2 separate regions of the Homo sapiens genome follow, and region 2 is linked to region 1. Evidence: read pairs that join two places in POLR2A ChIA-PET (ENCODE). Cell type or tissue: CD4-positive, alpha-beta T cell. All regions are shown on one strand. Links, peaks and the distances in the headings refer to the core of each region. The heading gives the core; the rest is flanking DNA.

Region 1 (5,657 bases), core at 1-5,000:
ACTGACTTGACATGGGCAGCAGAGAGACACTAGAGTAAAGGGCCACTAGTCAGAGTGCCCCCGGGAGGCTCCTGCACCATTCCACACAGGCATGCAGCTTAGCGCCTGCCAGAGTCCACGTTTGATAAATATGTGTGCCTGGTTATGTTAATGCCGGGGGGTGGGGGCACGTGGTGACATGAGGATTCCACAGGGGCCGCTCCCCAGAATGTGAGCCCGTGCGTAGAGGTGCCTGCCTCCTTCCCCATGGGTGGGGACACATATGATGGAGCATCCCCATGTGCCCACCCACGGGGAACTCTCCACCTTGAGTATTCCTCGGCAGTGCCTAGGAAGTACCCCAACTGTTAAAATAATAATAAACAGCTCTTCTCGTTGTAAGCTGAGCCCTCAGGAGGGCCCTCAGAGCCGTGCCCATGTGAGTGAGTGTTGGGGTGTGCCCGTGTACTGAGGAGAGACAACAGGGTCGTGTTCAGTGCACTGCTGTTTTCAAATCACTGTGACAGCCTCGTGAGCATCCTTATGAAATAACTGGTTTTTAAGTACAAAACCAGGGAAAGCAGTTAGTGGTTCACACCAGCATGTAAGCCAGAAGAGAAGAGAATGTAGAATAAGTAAGCACACATACGTGCCGTAGAAGAGAGAAACTGAAACTGCTCTCTTTGCGGTTCTAACCCAGGTACTTGATGCTAACAGTTAACCTCACTCAGTCAGCAAACGCTGGTTAAACAACCTGCGTGGGACCACCGGGATCAGAAGCGAAACCACATAGCTCCCTGCTTTGGAAGGAAACATAAATAAGTTAGGAGATGGTAGGTAGTGGTGGACCCGGGGACAGATCTTAGTTCTGTGACTCAGCCTTTCTGAGCTGCATCCTTCTATTTCTGAGATGGAGTCATCATGCCGTCCTCGGGGGATTGCTTTTAGAATTAAGTCACATGGTAGCATGCCGTATATTAAGGTGCAGTAATGGTGGTCTGTAGGAGGGAAGGGCAGAATTACTCTATGGAATATGGTCAGTCCTTCCAGGTTGTGAGGGTTAAACCCTGAGCCTGGCTGGTCATTTGCAGGTCCTGGGCCTCTGTGGTTGTGGGGAGCTGAGTTAGCAAGACAGAGGAATCAGTTTCACTGCTTTATCTCTGACCCCTGTTCGTCTGTGGAGAGACATCACTGTGCCTTTGACCCCAGCAAGGGCAGAGAGTGTGCAGTTTGGGGCAGGAAGGGAAAGGGATGCTTGCCTGCCATTGCTTAAATCCCCAGCTTCACACCTCAGTCATTGTTTATACACAACAAGAATTAGTTCCTGTATCCAGAAATCAGAAAGTGTCTTCTGTCTGGGCATGGTGGCTCACACCTGTAATCCCGGCACTTTGGGAGGCCAAGACGGATGAATCACTTGAGGTCAGGAGCTCAAGACCAGCCTGGCCAACATGGTGAAACCCTGTCTCTACTAAAAAATACAAAAATTAGCCAGGCGTGGTGGTGGGTGCCTGTAGTCCCAGCTACTTGGGAGGCCGAGGCAGGAGAATCTCTTGAACCCGGGAGGCGGAGTTTGCAGTGAGCCGAAATTGTGCCACTGCACTCCAACCTGGGTGACAGAGTGAGACTCTGTCTCCAAAAAAAAAAAAAAGTGTCTTCTGAACATGTGCATGACTACAGCTTAAAGAACCAGAGTGGAGTCAAAAAGGACTATACACATTATGTACCAGTCATGGAAGGAAGATAGGTTTTGTTCCATGTGTTAACTTCCATTAACTGGTAGTCTGTGGAGGGCTGTGTTCAGAAGGATTCTGAGGCCTAGTTCCACCCTAAGTCAGAAAGTGCTGTGATTGACTAATCATGTCTGCCATGGACTCAGAGTTAGCAAGTCGGGGAATTTTCAAACCTTGATATAATGCACATTTTAGAGGATGGTGTATTTTAATTGTGCAACTACTTTTCTATCCTCACCTCTGCCCTTAGAAACGTGTGCTATCAGGCAGTTTCCCTTTTGTTTTGGAAGCTTATGACTGTTAACGTCTGCAGCTTTCTATATAGCTTATGTTGGCCTGCCTGCATTGCATTTCTGCTAAGAAAGGCTGGGGTGAATTTCTTTGTGTCAAGACTCCAGGAAGCAGGTAGTAAGGTAAGGTTTTTCTTAGACTCAGCTATTGACTCAGGCCGTCCTGGGATTCCCCCAGGGGTTCTCCTATTCTCAACAGAGTGTAGTTGTGTTAAGTGTGGAGTGTGTCCGGTCTGATGTTTCTCGATCCCCGCCCGCAGTGGTTGCTTGTGACTTTTTTGGTGTAGAAATTCACGTCGTTTTATAACCTGCCCCCGTTTCTCCCTCTGAACAGCAGCTCGAGTAAGTGTAACCATAAAGCACTTATACTTTGACAAGCAGCGTGCTCTCTTACCTCTTGGCCTTCGCATGTGCTGTTCCCTGGGCCTGGAAAGCCCACACTTGCCTACCCGATAAGTCTGTCTCCTCCTTATCTGTGGAACTCAGCTCAAAGGTTATTCCCTTTAGAGTCCTTGCCCTGGGCCTTGCTGCAAATTAGAAGTTCCTTTCCCGGGTTCCCATAGCATTTATCAGCTTTCTGATTGCTGGTTTGGCTCCCAGCACATAGTAGGTACTTGGCAGGGAGCTGTCTGTAGGTTTGTTTGATCTTGGCCTGCTTGACTGTGTCACTGAGCCAGTCTTACTGGCAAGGACCCAGGAGGGAATCTTCTGCTGTGTTTTGAAACTATTCAAAACCCACAATCTGGTAGATTTATGGAAATAGCGGTTTTTCTTATGACTGAAATCCTGAAAGAAATTGGGCATCGGCTTCTCATGAGAAATGAGGAAACTTCTGCTTCCCGCCCTGGGCGCTTTTTAAAAAAAAATTTTGTAGGAATCTGTAGGGGTGGGGATCACAGGATGTTTTTGTTAATAAGCAAATGTTTCTATTCACTCAGCCTGGTGAGAGCAAGCATCACTCTGCTTCATTTGAATGAGGGCAGAGGTGAATTTCTTAGTAACCTGTTCATCACCAAAGAGTTTATTTTTTTCATGAATATTTTTCTAAACTTAATTCTCTACCTTTAAAGCCTTTTTCCCTCCTGTTACAAACCTTAGCAAACAGGAATCCATACTCTTCTAACCTGTGCTGTGGGTCAGATTGTTTTCTTGATGTCTAATGGGTGTTGGGATGAATGAGGGAATGAATGAACTCAGGGTTGTCATTGTGTGTGATTGCAGGGTGCTGAGAGAGTAGAACCGTTTGCTCTGTCACCAAACAGCCTCGGAGTGTTGTTTGTTTTTGTGGTGTTTTTTGTTTATTTGTTTGTTTTGGAGACAGGGTCTTGCTCTGTCGCCCAGGCTACAGTGCAGTGGCACAATCAAAGCTCACTGCAGCTTCACCCTCCCAGGCTCAGGCGATCCTCCTACCTCAGCCTCCCAAATAGTGCACCACCAGGCCAGGCTAATTTTTTTTTTTTTTTTTTTTTAATAGAGATAGGGTCTTGGCTGGGCGCAGTGGCTCACACCTGTAATCCCAGCACTTTGGGAGGCCAAGGCAAGCAGATCACTTGAGGTCAGGAGTTTGAGACAAGCCTGGCCAACATGGTGAAACCCCATCTCTAATGAAAATACAAAAATTGGCTGGGCATGGTGGTGTGCGCCTGTAATCCCAGCTACTCGGGAGGCTGAGGCAGGAGAATCGCTTGAACCCAGGAGGCAGAGGTTGCAGTGAGCTGAGCTTGCACCACTGCACTCTAGCCTGGGTGACAGAGCGAGACTCCATCTCAAAAACTCACCATTTTTTATGGCTGCATAGTATTCCATGGTGTATATGTGCCACATTTTCTTTATCCAGTCTATGGTTGTTGGACATTTAGGTTGGTTCCAAGTCTTTGCTATTGTGAATAGTGCCACTATAAACGTACGTGTGCATGTGTCTTTATAGCAGCATGATTTATAATCCTTTGGGTATATACCCAGTAATGGGATGGCTGGGTCAAATGGTATTTCTAGTTCTAGATCCCTGAGGAATCGCCACACTGACTTCCACAAGGGTTGAACTGGTTTACAGTCCCACCAACAGTGTAAAAGTGTTCCTGTTTCTCCACATCCTCTCCAGCACCTGTTGTTTCCTGACTTTTTAATGATCGCCATTCTAACTGGTGTGAGATGGTATCTCATTGTGGTTTTGATTTGCATTTCTCTGATGGCCAGTGATGGTGAGCATTTTTTCATGTGTTTTTTGGCTGCATAAATGTCTTCTTTTGAGAAGTGTCTGTTCATGTCCTTCACCCACTTTTTGATGGGGTTGTTTGTTTTTTTCTTGTAAATTTGTTTGAGTTCACCCGGCCTCAGAGTGTAGTTTTGAGCCCTCTAGTGTGTGTGCAAGGTTTCTGGTCTCTTCCTTGCTCTCAGAACACCATCAGTGAGCCTCTCTAGCACTTTCCTCCCTTTTAATTTGCTGTTGTAATGTGCTTTGGGCTGGGGAAATGGATCACCAGAGTTGTCCAAATGATTCTACAGTGTGATGTAATTAGTTTATTTGGGGACTTTGCTGCGAATAGAGTACATAAAGATTTTCTGTGCAAACCCTGACTTCTGTTTGGGCTGATCTCAGGCCCTTAAGTGCTTTCTTAGTGTTTCAGCTCCTGTGGTGGGTACAGTACCAGGTGAGTGGCCTTTCAAAAAGTGAGTCTCATTGTAGGAAGACAAGCCAGTGACGGCTGGGAAGGGTCTGTGCCTCTTATATCCAGCATGGGCATGTGATGAGCACTTGCCAGTGATCTGTGGGCCGACAAAAGGGAAAGGGGGAGGTGGGTGACTTGGGCTGAGCCGGCAAGCACTGTCAGAAAGACTGATTGGAGGCTTTGTTAACACTCATGTGGGCATTCCCTTTTCTCTCTCTTTTTTTGAGACAGAGTCTTCCTTTGTCGCCAAGGCTGGAGTGCAGTGGAGCAATTTCAGCTCACTGCAACCTCCGCCTCCTGGGTTCAAGTGATTCTCCTGCCTCAACCTCCCAAGCAGCTGGGATTACAGACGCGTGCCACCACGCCCAGCTAATTTTTGTACCTTTGGTAGAGTCGAGGTTTCACCATGTTGGCCAGGCTGGTTTCGAACTCCTGACCTCACCTCCCACCTTGGCCTCCCAAAGTGCTAGGATTACAGGCATGAGCCACTGTGCCCAGCCCCTTTTCTCTTTATCGAAACTAAAATTAAGTGGCTGATGAATAGCTCCACGTTAATAGGGAAGTGAGTCACTGTGGTGATATTTATTCTATGGATTAGAGTATCTTGGGCCAAATAAAAGATCTCAAGTAAAAAAAAAAAATCCTAAGATTTTGAGAATTTTTCCATTTCAAATATTGATGAATTTCTACACTTACTAGCAGGAGAAGGATTTAACCTTAGAAGATTGCTTTGCAACGCTGAGCCTTATTCTCAGGTGTGTCCTCCAGAGCAGGAAAGTGGCCTTAGACCCTGTGGTCCAACCCACCAGTCTCTCCCTGCCCTGCCTTCAGGCTGGGGGGCGGGGTGTGTTTCTGGTTCAGTGAACCCCCAGTTCCCAGTTCTGAGGCTTGACAATGATGTCATTATCTCAAGGAAAGCCAATTTTAGCTATTTCTCAGTTGAGGGGTCTTAGGAGGAGGTCGCATATTCATTCACTACTTATACC
Region 2 (12,739 bases), core at 6,410-11,409, 78 kb before region 1:
TTAGGTAAACAAAGCAGCCTGGAAGCTCGAACTGGGTGGAGCCCACAGCAGCTCAAGGAGGCCTGCCTGCCTCTGTAGGCTCCACCTCTGGGGGCAGGGCACAGACAAACAAAAAGACAGCAGTAACCTCTGCAGACTTAAATGTCCCTGTCTGACAGCTTTGAAGAGAGCAGTGGTTCTCCCAGCACGCAGCTGGAGATCTGAGAACGGGCAGACTGCCTCCTCAAGTGGGTCCCTGACCCCTGACCCCCGAGCAGCCTAACTGGGAGGCACCCCCCAGCAGGGGCACACTGACACCTCACACGGCAGGGTATTCCAACAGACCTGCAGCTGAGGGTCCTGTCTGTTAGAAGGAAAACTAACAAACAGAAAGGACATCCACACCAAAAACCCATCTGTACATCACCATCATCAAAGACCAAAAGTAGATAAAACCACAAAGATGGGGAAAAAACAGAACAGAAAAACTGGAAACTCTAAAACGCAGAGCATCTCTCCTCCTCCAAAGGAACGCAGTTCCTCACCAGCAACGGAACAAAGCTGGATGGAGAATGACTTTGACGAGCTGAGAGAAGAAGGCTTCAGACGATCAAATTACTCTGAGCTACGGGAGGACATTCAAACCAAAGGCAAAGAAGTTGACAACTTTGAAAAAAATTTAGAAGAATGTATAACTAGAATAACCAATACAGAGAAGTGCTTAAAGGAGCTGATGGAGCTGAAAACCAAGGCTCGAGAACTACGTGAAGAATGCAGAAGCCTCAGGAGCTGATGCGATCAACTGGAAGAAAGGGTATCAGCGATGGAAGATGAAATGAATGAAATGAAGCGAGAAGGGAAGTTTAGAGAAAAAAGAATAAAAAGAAATGAGCAAAGCCTCCAAGAAATATGGGACTATGTGAAAAGACCAAATCTACATCTGATTGGTGTACCTGAAAGTGATGGGGAGAATGGAACCAAGTTGGAAAACACTCTGCAGGATATTATCCAGGAGAACTTCCCCAATCTAGCAAGGCAGGCCAACGTTCAGATTCAGGAAATACAGAGAACGCCACAAAGATACTCCTTGAGAAGAGCAACTCCAAGACACATAATTGTCAGATTCACCAAAGTTGAAATGAAGGAAAAAATGTTAAGGGCAGCCAGAGAGAAAGGTCGGGTTACCCTCAAAGGGAAGCCCATCAGACTAACAGCGGATCTCTCGGCAGAAACCCTACAAGCCAGAAGAGAGTGGGGGCCAATATTCAACATTCTTAAAGGAAAGAATTTTCAACCCAGAATTTCATATCCAGCCAAACTAAGCTTCATAAGTGAAGGAGAAATAAAATACTTTACAGACAAGCAAATGCTGAGAGATTTTGTCACCACCAGGCCTGCCCTAAAAGAGCTCCTGAAGGAAGAGCTAAACATGGAAAGGAACAACCAGTACCAGCCGCTGCAAAATCATGCCAAAATGTAAAGACCATCGAGACTAGGAAGAAACTGCATCAACTAACGAGCAAAATCACCAGCTAACATCATAATGAGAGGATCAAATTCACACATAACAATATTAACTTTAAATGTAAATGGACTAAATGCTCCAATTAAAAGACACAGACTGGCAAATTGGATAAAGAGTCAAGACCCATCAGTGTGCTGTATTCAGGAAACCCATCTCATGTGCAGAGACACACATAGGCTCAAAATAAAAAGATGGAGGAAGATCTACCAAGCAAATGGAAAACAAAAAAAGGCAGGGGTTGCAATCCTAGTGTCTGATAAAACAGACTTTAAACCAACAAGGATCAAAAGAGACAAAGAAGGCCATTACATAATGGTAAAAGGATCAATTCAACAAGAAGAGCTAACTATCCTAAATATATATGCACCCAATACAGGAGCACCCAGATTCATAAAGCAAGTCCTGAGTGACCTACAAAGAGACTTAGACTCCCACACATTAATAATGGGAGACTTTAACACCCCACTGTCAACATTAGACAGATCAACGAGACAGAAAGTCAACAAGGATACCCAGGAATTGAACTCAGCTCTGCACCAAGCGGACCTAATAGACATCTACAGAACTCTCCACCCCAAATCAACAGAATATACATTTTTTTCAGCACCACACCACACCTATTCCAAAATTGACCACATAGTTGGAAGTAAAGCTCTCCTCAGCAAATGTAAAAGAACAGAAATTATAACAAACTATCTCTCAGACCACAGTGCAATCAAACTAGAACTCAGGATTAAGAATCTCACTCAAAACCGCTCAACTACATGGAAACTGAACAACCTGCTCCTGAATGACTACTGGATACATAACGAAATGAAGGCAGAAATAAAGATGTTCTTTGAAACCAATGAGAACAAAGACACAACATACCAGAATCTCTGGGACGCATTCAAAGCAGTGTGTAGAGGGAAATTTATAGCACTAAATGCCCACAAGAGAAAGCAGGAAAGATCCAAAATTGACACCCTAACATCACAATTAAAAGAACTAGAAAAGCAAGAGCAAACACATTCAAAAGCTAGCAGAAGGCAAGAAATAACTAAAACCAGAGCAGAACTGAAGGAAATAGAGACACAAAAAACCCTTCAAAAAATTAATGAATCCAGGAGCTGGTTTTTTGAAAGGATCAACAAAATTGATAGACTGCTAGCAAGACTAATAAAGAAAAAAAGAGAGAAGAATCAAATAGACACAATAAAAAATGATAAAGGGGATATCACCACCGATCCCACAGAAATACAAACTACCATCAGAGAATACTACAAACACCTCTACGCAAATAAACTAGAAAATCTAGAAGAAATGGATAAATTCCTCAACACATACACTCTCCCAAGACTAAACCAGGAAGAAGTTGAATCTCTGAATAGACCAATAACAGGAGCTGAAATTGTGGCAATAATCAATAGTTTACCAACCAAAAAGAGTCCAGGACCAGATGGATTCACAGCCGAATTCTATCAGAGGTACAAGGAGGAACTGGTACCATTCCTTCTGAAACTATTCCAATCAATAGAAAAAGAGGGAATCCTCCCTAACTCATTTTATGAGGCCAGCATCATTCTGATACCAAAGCCAGGCAGAGACACAACCAAAAAAGAGAATTTTAGACCAATATCCTTGATGAACATTGATGCAAAAATCCTCAATAAAATACTGGCAAAACGAATCCAGCAGCACATCAAAAAGCTTATCCACCATGATCAAGTGGGCTTCATCCCTGGGATGCAAGGCTGGTTCAATATATGCAAATCAATAAATGTAATCCAGCATATAAACAGAGCCAAAGACAAAAACCACATGATTATCTCAATAGATGCAGAAAAAGCCTTTGACAAAATTCAACAACCCTTCATGCTAAAAACTCTCAATAAATTAGGTATTGATGGGACGTATTTCAAAATAATAAGAGCTATCTATGACAAACCCACAGCCAATATCATACTGAATGGGCAAAAACTGGAAGCATTCCCTTTGAAAACTGGCACAAGACAGGGATGCCCTCTCTCACCACTCCTATTCAACATAGTGTTGGAAGTTCTGGCCAGGGCAATTAGGCAGGAGAAGAAAAGAAAGGGTATTCAATTAGGAAAAGAGGAAGTCAAATTGTCCCTGTTTGCAGATGACATGATTGTATATCTAGAAAACCCCATTGTCTCAGCCCAAAATCTCCTTAAGCTGATAAGCAACTTCAGCAAAGTCTCAGGATATAAAATCAATGTACAAAAATCACAAGCATTCTTATACACCAATAACAGACAAACAGAGAGCCAAATCATGAGTGAACTCTCATTCACAATTGCTTCAAAGAGAATAAAATACCTAGGAATCCAACTTACAAGGGAGGTGAAGGACCTCTTCAAGGAGAACTACAAACCACTGCTCAAGGAAATAAAAGAGGATACAAACAAATGGAAGAACATTCCATGCTCATGGGTAGGAAGAATCAATATCGTGAAAATGGCCATACTGCCCAAGGTAATTTACAGATTCAATGCCATCCCCATCAAGCTACCAATGACTTTCTTCACAGAATTGGAAAAAACTACTTTAAAGTTCATACGGAACCAAAAAAGAGCCCGCATTGCCAAGGCAATCCTAAGCCAAAAGAACAAAGCTGGAGGCATCACACTACCTGACTTCAAACTATACTACAAGGCTACAGTAACCAAAACAGCATGGTACTGGTACCAAAACAGAGATATAGATCAATGGAACAGAACAGAGCCCTCAGAAATAATGCCGCATATCTATAACTATCTGATCTTTGACAAACCTGAGAAAAAGAAGCAATAGGGAAAGGATTCCGTATTTAATAAATGGTGCGGGGAAAACTGGCTAGCCGTATGTAGAAAGCTGAAACTGGATCCCTTCCTTACACCTTATACAAAAATCAATGCAAGATGGATTAAAGACTTAAACGTTAGACCTAAAACCATAAAAACCCTAGAAGAAAACCTAGGCATCACCATTCAAGACATAGGCATGGGCAAGGACTTCATGTCCAAAACACCAAAAGCAATGGCAACAAAAGACAAAATTGACAAATGGGATCTAATTAAACTAAAGAGCTTCTGCACAGCAAAAGAAACTACCATGAGAGTGAACAGGCAACCTACAAAATGGGAGAAAATTTTCACAACCTACTCATCTGACAAAGGGCTAATATCCAGAATCTACAATGAACTCAAACAAATTTACAAGAAAAAAACAAACAACCCCATCAAAAAGTGGGCGAAGGACATGAACAGACACTTCTCAAAAGAAGACATTTATGCAGCCAAAAAACACATGAAAAAATGCTAATCATCACTGGCCATCAGAGAAATGCAAATCAAAACCGCAATGAGATACCATCTCACACCAGTTAGAACGGCAATCATTAAAAAGTCAGGAAACAACAGGTGCTGGAGAGGACGTGGAGAAATAGGAACACTTTTACACTGTTGGTGGGACTGTAAACTAGTTCAACCATTGTGGAAGTCAGTGTGGTGATTCCTCAGGGATCTAGAACTAGAAATACCATTTGACCCAGACATCCCATTACTGGGTATATACCCAAAGGACTATAAATCATGCTGCTATAAAGACACATGCACACGTATGTTTATTGCGGCATTATTCACAATAGCAAAGACTTGGAACCAACCCAAATGTCCAACAATGATAGACTGGATTAAGAAAATGTGGCACATATACACCATGGAATACTATGCAGCCATAAAAAATGATGAGTTTATGTCCTTTGTAGGGACATGGATGAAACTGGAAATCATCATTCTCAGTAAACTATCGCAAGAACAAAAAACCAAACACCGCATATTCTCACTCATAGGTGGGAATTGAACAATGAGATCACATGGACACAGGAAGGGGAATATCACACTCTGGGGACTATGGTGGGGTGGGGGGAGGGGGGAGGGATAGCATTGGGAGATATACCTAATGCTAGATGACGAGTTAGTGGGTGCAGTGCACCAGCGTGGCACATGTATACATATGTAACTAACCTGCACAATGTGCACATGTACCCTAAAACTTAAATTAAAAAAAAAAAGAAAAGTCAATCAATGTAATCCACCATATTGACAGGTATAAATATATAACAATACATAACATTTTTGTAGCAAAAACAAAGTCAAAAGAAAAATGATAAACTGGCAGAAAATATATGTGACATACATCACCAAGGGGCAAAAATCCTAATTTATATGAAGAACTCTTTAAAATGTTGACAATGTCCAAAAATCCTATAGATAAATGGAAAAAAGATATTTGAACAGACAGTTCACAAATAGATTTTTTTTTTGAGACAGAGTTTCATTTGTCACTCAGGCTGGAGTGTAGTGGCACGATCTCAGCTCACTGCAACCTCCACCTCCCAAGTTCAAGCAATTCTCCTGCCTCAGCCTCCTGAGTACTGGGATTACAGGTGCCTGCCACCACGTCCCACTAATTTTTGTGTTTTTAGTAGTGACACAGTTTTGCCGTGTTGACCAGGCTGTTCTCAAACTGCTTACCTCAGATGATCTGCCCACATTGGCCTCCCAAAGTGCTGGGATTACAGGTGTGAGCCACCACACCTGGCTGAGATATTAAAAGATGTACTAGAAACATGATGTTCAAGTTCACTTGCAATAAGAGAAAAGGCAAATTAAAACTACAATGAGACTCCATTTCTAATTGATCACATTGCAAAGATTCAAAAGTTTAACAGTCCCCTCTGGTGGTACAGTGGTGGGGTAGAGAAACAAGCACTTTCACATATTGTTGGTGGTTCACTTAGGTCTTTTATTTTTTGAGACAGAGTGTCACTCTGTTGCCCAGGCTGCAGTGCAGTGGCGCGATCTTGGCTCACTGCAAACTCCACCTCCTGGGTTCAAGTGATTCTCCTGCCTCAGCCTCCTGAGTAGCTGGAATTACAGGTGTGCGCCACCATGCCTGGCTCATTTTTGTATTTTTAGTAGAGACAGGTATTCACTATATTGGTCAGGCTGGTCTCGAACTCCTGACCTCAAGTCATCCACCTGCCTTGGCCTCCCAAAGTGCTGGGATTACAGGTGTGAGCCACTGCGCCTGGCCTGGTCTTAACATTTAATCATAAAAAGGTGTTTTCAGAACCCCAGAGTTAGGACCCCCGTTCAAAGGCTGCATCAGGTCCCAAAAATGCTTTGTCCTGTTCTGCCTCAGTTACATGAGCAAAGATTACAGGAAACTTTTCAGCGACAAGGTCTCAAAGTCATTTATTTCCCTGTTGATGTTTTAAAAATACCCTTAAACAAGTAAGCCATTGTTGAAAATGTGCTCACCCTTAGGTATTAAACAATAAATATTAGTCTTGCTTATTGACTGTTACACATGAAAACATGCTACGAGTTTAGAATTTGGAAATGAACCAGCAGAGTCTGGGGCTCAAAGAAATCTCTCTCTTTGCTTCCTCCCGCCAGCTATCTACTCTGTGTCACTTGGCTAGTCCTGTACATTTCAAACCTGTTTCTCTTCCATTACCCAGATACTTCTGGTGCCAGATACTATTGAACACGGATATATTGTGATACATCCTTTAATCCTGCACCTTTACAGTAAACCTATCTTTACCAGATTGAGGCTCCTGCTGGAGGCCAGCTGGCTATGAAAGAGTGAATGAAAGCAATGCTTTCTTGAGCTCTGCTGCTTCAACTTAAAGGCACCTAGGAATCAACTAGGGACCTTGTTCAAATGCAGATTCTTTTTTTTTCTTTTTGAGATGGACTCTCGCTCTGTTGCTCAGGCTGGAGTGCAGTGGCACAATCTTGGCTCACTCCCAGGTTCAAGCAATTCTCATGCCTCAGCCTCCCAAGTAGCTGGGATGCCTGCCACCAAGCCTGGCTAATTTTTTTTTTTTTTTTTTTTTTTTTTTTGTAGAGATGGGGTTTTACCATGTTGGCCAAACTGGTCTCAAACCCCTGACCTCAAGTGATCTGCCTGCATTGGCCTCCCAAAGTGCTGGGATTACAGGCATGAGCCACTGCGCCCAGCCTCAAGTGCAGATTCTGATTCAAGTAGGCCTTGGGAGGGTTCTGAGACTGCATTTTTACCAAGCTTGTGGCTGGATCCACTGACTAGGCTTTGCCAAGCAAGGGGCCATGAAAGAAATTTGGGTAGGCTCCCCAGCGTTGGTGACACAACTCAGTCTTCCTATCCCATCCAAATCCCCCAAGCCCTCCACATTCAATCACCAACCCTCCTCTCCACCTCCCCTGCTCTAGTTTGGACCCTGATCACCCTCACAGGAATTATTGCAAAACTCTCCTGATTTAATCTCCTTGCCTTTTTTCCTCTTTAATCCTGTTTTTGAGGTTGCACAGAGATCTTTCTAAGATGCAAACCTTGGCCAGGCATGGTGGCTCATGCCTGTAACCCCAGCACTTTGGGAGGCTGAGGTGGGTGGATCACCTGGGGCCAGGAGTTCGAGACCAGCCTGGCCAACATGGTACAATCCCATCCAGTAAAAATGCAAAAATTAGCCAGGTATGGTGACACACACCTGTAATCCCAGCTACTTGGGAGGCTGAGGCAGGAGAATCACTTGAACCTGGGAGGTAGAGTATATTCGTCTGTTCTCACGCTGCTAATAAAGACATACCCAAGACTGGGTAATTTATACAGAAAAGAAGTTTAATTGACTTACAGTTCCATATGGTTGGGGAGGCCTCACGATCATGGAAGAAGGTGAATGAGGAGCAAAGTCACATCTTATACAGTGGCAGGAAAGAGAGCTTGTGCAGGGGAACTCCCATTTACAAAACCATCAGATCTCATGAGATTTATTCACTACTGTGAGAACAGTATGGGGGAAACCATCCCCATCATTCAATTATCTCCACCTAGTCCCGCCCTTGACACATGGGAATTATTACAGTTCAAGGTGAGATTTGGGTGGGGACACAGAGCCAAACCATATCATTTTGCCCCTGGCCCCTCCCAAATCTCATGTCTTCATATTTCAAAACTAATCATGCCTTCCCAACAGTCCTCCAAAGTCTTAACTCATTTTAGCATTAACCCAAAAGTCCAAGTCCAAAGTCTTATCTGAGACAAGACAAGTCCCTTCTGCCTATGAGCCTGTAAAACCAAAAGCAAGTTAGTTACTTCCTAGATACAATGGGGGTACAGGCATTTGGTAAATACACCTGTTCCAAATGGGAGAAATTGGCCAAAATCAAGGCTCCATGCAAGTCCAAACTCCAGCAAGGCAGTCATTAAATCTTAAAGCTCCAAAATGATCTCCTTTGACTCCATGTCTCACATCCAGGTCACACTGATACAAGAGGTGGGTCTTTATGGTCTTGGGCAGCTCCACCCTGTGGTTTTGCAGGGTACAGCCCCACTCCTGGCTGCTTTCATTGGCTGGTGTTGAGTATCTGTGGCTTTTCCAGGCCCACAGTCCAAGCTGTTGGTAGGTCGACCATTCTGTGATCTGGAGGACAGTGGCCCTCCTCTCACAGCTCCACTAGGTGGTGCCCTAGTGGGGACTCTGTGTGGGGACTCTGACCCCACGTTTCCCTTCCACACTGCACTAGCAGAGGTTCTTCATGAGGGCACCGCCTCTGCAGCACACCCCTACCTGGACATCCTGGCATTTCCATACATCCTCTGAAATCTAGGCAGAGGTTCCCAAACCTCAATTATTGACTCCTGTGCACCCACAGGCCCAATACCAGGTTGAAGCTGCCAAGGTTTGGGGCTTCACCCTCTGAAGCAATGGCCTGAGTTCTACATTGGCCCCTTTCAGCCACGGCTGGGACACAGGGCACCAAGTCCCCAGATTACACAAAGCAACGGGGCCCTGAATCCGGCCCAGGAAACCATGTTTTCCTCCTAGGCCTCCAGGCTTGTGATGGGAGGGGCTGCCATGAAGACCTCTGACATGTTCTGGAGACATTTTCTCCATTGCCTTAGTGATTAACATTTGGCTCCTAGTTACTTACACAAATTTCTGCAGTGGGTTGAATTTTCCCCTCAGAAAATGGGTTTTTCTTTTCTGTGGCATCATCGGGCTGCAAATTTTCCTAACTTTTATGCTCTGCTTCCCTTTTAAACAGAAGTTCCAATTCCAAACCATGTCTTTGTGAATACATAAAACTGAATTTTTTTTTTGAGACTGAGTCTCACCTTTTTTAAGTCTCACTTTTTTTTTTTTTTCCGAGACTGAGTCTCACCCAGGCTGGAGTGGCACAATCTCTGCTCACTGCAACCTCTGCCTCCCAGGTTCAAGCAATTCTTGTGCCTCAGCCTCCCAAGTAGCTGGAATTACAGGTGCAAGCACACCACTTCACCTGGCTGATCTTTATATTTTTAATAGAGACAGGATTTTGCTCTGTTGGCCAGGCTGGTCTGGAACTCCTGACCTCAACTGATCCGCCAGCTTTGGCCTCCCAAAGTGCTGAGATTACAGGTGTGAGCCACCAAACCTAGCCAAGACTGAATGCTTTTAACGGCACTTAAATCACCTCTTGAATGCTTTGCTGCTTAGAAATTTCTTCCAAACAGATACCTTAAATCATCTCTCTCAAGTTCGAAGTTTCACAGATCTCTAGGGCAGGAGCAAAATGCTGCCAGTCTCTTAGTGCTAAAGTAACAAGAGTGACCTTTACTCCAGTTCCCAACAAGTTCCTAATCTGCATCTGAGACCACCACAGCCTGGACCTTATTGTCCTTATCACTATCAGCATTTTGGTCAAAGCCATTCAACAACTCTCTAGGAAGTTCCAAACTTTCCCACATCTTCCTGTCTTCTGAGCCCTCCAACTCTCTAGGAAGTTCCAAACTTTCCCATATTTTCCTGTCATCTTCTGAGACCTCCAAACTCTTCCAACCTCTACCTATTACCCAGTTCCAAAGTTGCTTCCAAATTTTTGAGTATCTTTACTGTAACACCTCACTACCTGGTACCAATTTACTGTATTAGTCTGTTCTCACACTGCTAATAAACACATACCCGAGACTGGGGAATTTACAAAGGAAAGAGGTTTAATGGACTCACAGTTCCGCACGGCTGGGGAGGTCGCACAATCGTGGCAGAAGGCAAATGAGGAACAAAGTCACATCTCACAAGGCGGGAGGCAAGAGAGCTTGTGCGCAGGAACTCCCATTTATAAAACCACCAGATCTCGTGAGACTTATTCACTACCATGAGAACTGTATGGGTGAAACCGCCTCCATGATTCAATTATCTCCACCTGGCCCCACCCTTGACATGTGGGGATTATTACAATTCAAGGTGATAATTTGGGCGGGGACACAAAGCCAAACCATATCATGGAGGTTGCAGTGAGCCAAGATTGCATCACTGCACTCCAGCCTGGGTGACTGAGTCTGTCTCAAAAAAAAAAAAAAAGAAAAGAAAAAGAAAAGCAAACCTAGTCAAGGCCCATTCCAGCTTTAGCCCTTTTGCTGGCTCCCACCTTTCCTTAAGATAAAGTCCAAACTCCTGGACTGAGCCCACTGGCCCTCTCACAAGCTGGGCCCTGCCCACCTCCCCCATATCCCAGTAACATCACCTCCCTCTGTGTCTCGGCAATGTTGTGGTTCCCACATGCCTTTCCACATGGTGTGCCCTCTGCCTCGAATGTCCTTACTGTGAGTCCTAGTAAGGGAAAAGGAGCTAGGCTTGGCAGGACCAGGGGAAAGCAAAAGGAGAAAGCAGATAAGCTGTAAGTCAGCCTTTGTTTATGGTCCAGGACACACAGCCCTCCTTCACGAATAACTCATAATCTTCCTGCACCCAACTTATCAGCAGACCTTCGGCTGATAGAAAAATGCAAGTTAGCTCACTGCAACCTTGGCATTACCAGCACTGCACAAAGCTCTCTTCAGCACACAGTACAAGCGGCATACCGTAAAATCCCCAGCAAGCCTTCGTCTCTTTGCAGTCAGCTCTTCTCTTGCTGACCTGCCCATTGCTTCCTTGCAACATGTTTTCCTAGTTTCTCTAATAAATCTGCCTTTCCTCACTGACAACTATCTTAGTAAAATTTTTTTATCACCCTCATGACAGCGGCCCCAGAAAGTCACCACGTGCAACATTTCCCACCTATCTGCAGGACAAGCTTTTATTCAGCCTTAAGTACTCTGGCCAAATATCACATCCTCAGCAAAGCCTTTCACAATTCCCCAAAAGAAGTTAAGGTGTAAACACACTCTCCATTGTACTATTTCTGTACCTTATACATGCTTTCCAAGATGCTGTCCCTCCTATGCACGATCAAGCTCTTAAAGTCAAGGGTCACGTCTAGTCTTCATTATGTTGTCACTGAAGACGTAGTTCTGAGCTAACACATAGCTTTACAATACAGCTTATGTCTTCAGCGCCTGTGATCAGGAAGAGAAAGCATGGAACCATTCAGGATGCCTGGCTTTTAGTCCCAAATCTAAATTTGCTCAGCCAATTTAGGCAGATCACATTAATTAGACTCTCTTTTCCATTGAGATTTATGACAAATGACAGTATAAGTGAAAATGCTTTGAAAAATATCAAGTGCTATAAATGCAACAATTTAATAATTTCAACGATCAAAAAAGCCACTTTTCATTGAACACTTAGGCTGTACCAGGTGCTTTACATAGATTGTTCCTCATTCTGACAGCATTCCTGGGAGGGAGGTAGCAGGAGCCACACTGTGTAGACAAGAAAACCTTTGCTAAGAGACATTAAGAATTTGTTTCAAGTCACACTGCTAGTAGATGGCACAGCCAGGACTCAAACCCATATATCTGGTGACCCCAAATTTATGCATTTTCTAGTAAGGTTTCATGTAAGGTTGTCTTATGACATAAAACTATATTGTATGGCCGGGCGTGGTGGCTCACACCTGTAATCCCGGCACTTTGGGAGGCCAAGGCAGGTGTGTCAATTGAAGTCAGGAGTTCGAGACCAGCCTGGCCAACATGGTGAAACCCTGTCTCTACTAAAAATACAAAAATTAGCTGGGTGTGGTGGTGCATGCCTGTAGTCCCAGCTACTCGGAAGGCTGAGGCAGAATTGCTTGAACCTGGAGGCCGAGGTTGCAGCAAGCTGAGATCACGCTAGAGTGAGACTCTGTCTTAAGAAAAAAAAAACAACTATATCGTATTATCCAGTTTCAGATGCATCTAGCATCATAATAAATGATTGAACTTTTATTATTTTTACTTGTCTGCACATAACTTTTAAAAATGCGAAAGGTTTAAATTTATCTGTGATTACTTCTTACT

The links. ChIA-PET counts read pairs that join two places held together with the same protein. Peaks named below come from ENCODE experiments on the same cell type or tissue, not always from the same donor. Only the 100,000 strongest peaks of a DNase experiment are listed, where the experiment ranks them.
Region 2: POLR2A ChIA-PET joins it to region 1 with 5 read pairs; 16 of 35 experiments call an interaction of 5 or more read pairs at or near these places.

The regions. Positions count from the first base shown.
Region 1 is chr14:91,346,137-91,351,793 of GRCh38, reverse strand. All of the region lies in intron 4 of CCDC88C (coiled-coil domain containing 88C), which reads left to right. Among named protein-coding and RNA genes, the nearest start is that of CCDC88C, 69 kb to the left of the region's middle. RefSeq lists enhancers at 856-905, 1,026-1,075, 2,453-2,532. In CD4-positive, alpha-beta T cell, for the core only: no CTCF peak of the experiment used is centred there; DNase peaks (open chromatin) are centred at 673, 1,231, 2,173 and 2,653; H3K4me3 peaks cover 2,008 bases; H3K27ac peaks cover 3,546 bases.
Region 2 is chr14:91,423,692-91,436,430 of GRCh38, reverse strand. It overlaps CCDC88C-DT (CCDC88C divergent transcript), which reads right to left. Exons shown (of 3, transcript NR_184261.1): 3 at 11,572-11,857. Among named protein-coding and RNA genes, the nearest start is that of CCDC88C-DT, 12 kb to the right of the region's middle. In CD4-positive, alpha-beta T cell, for the core only: CTCF peaks have their summits at 8,815 (motif pointing left) and 9,020 (motif pointing right); DNase peaks (open chromatin) are centred at 9,000 and 10,600.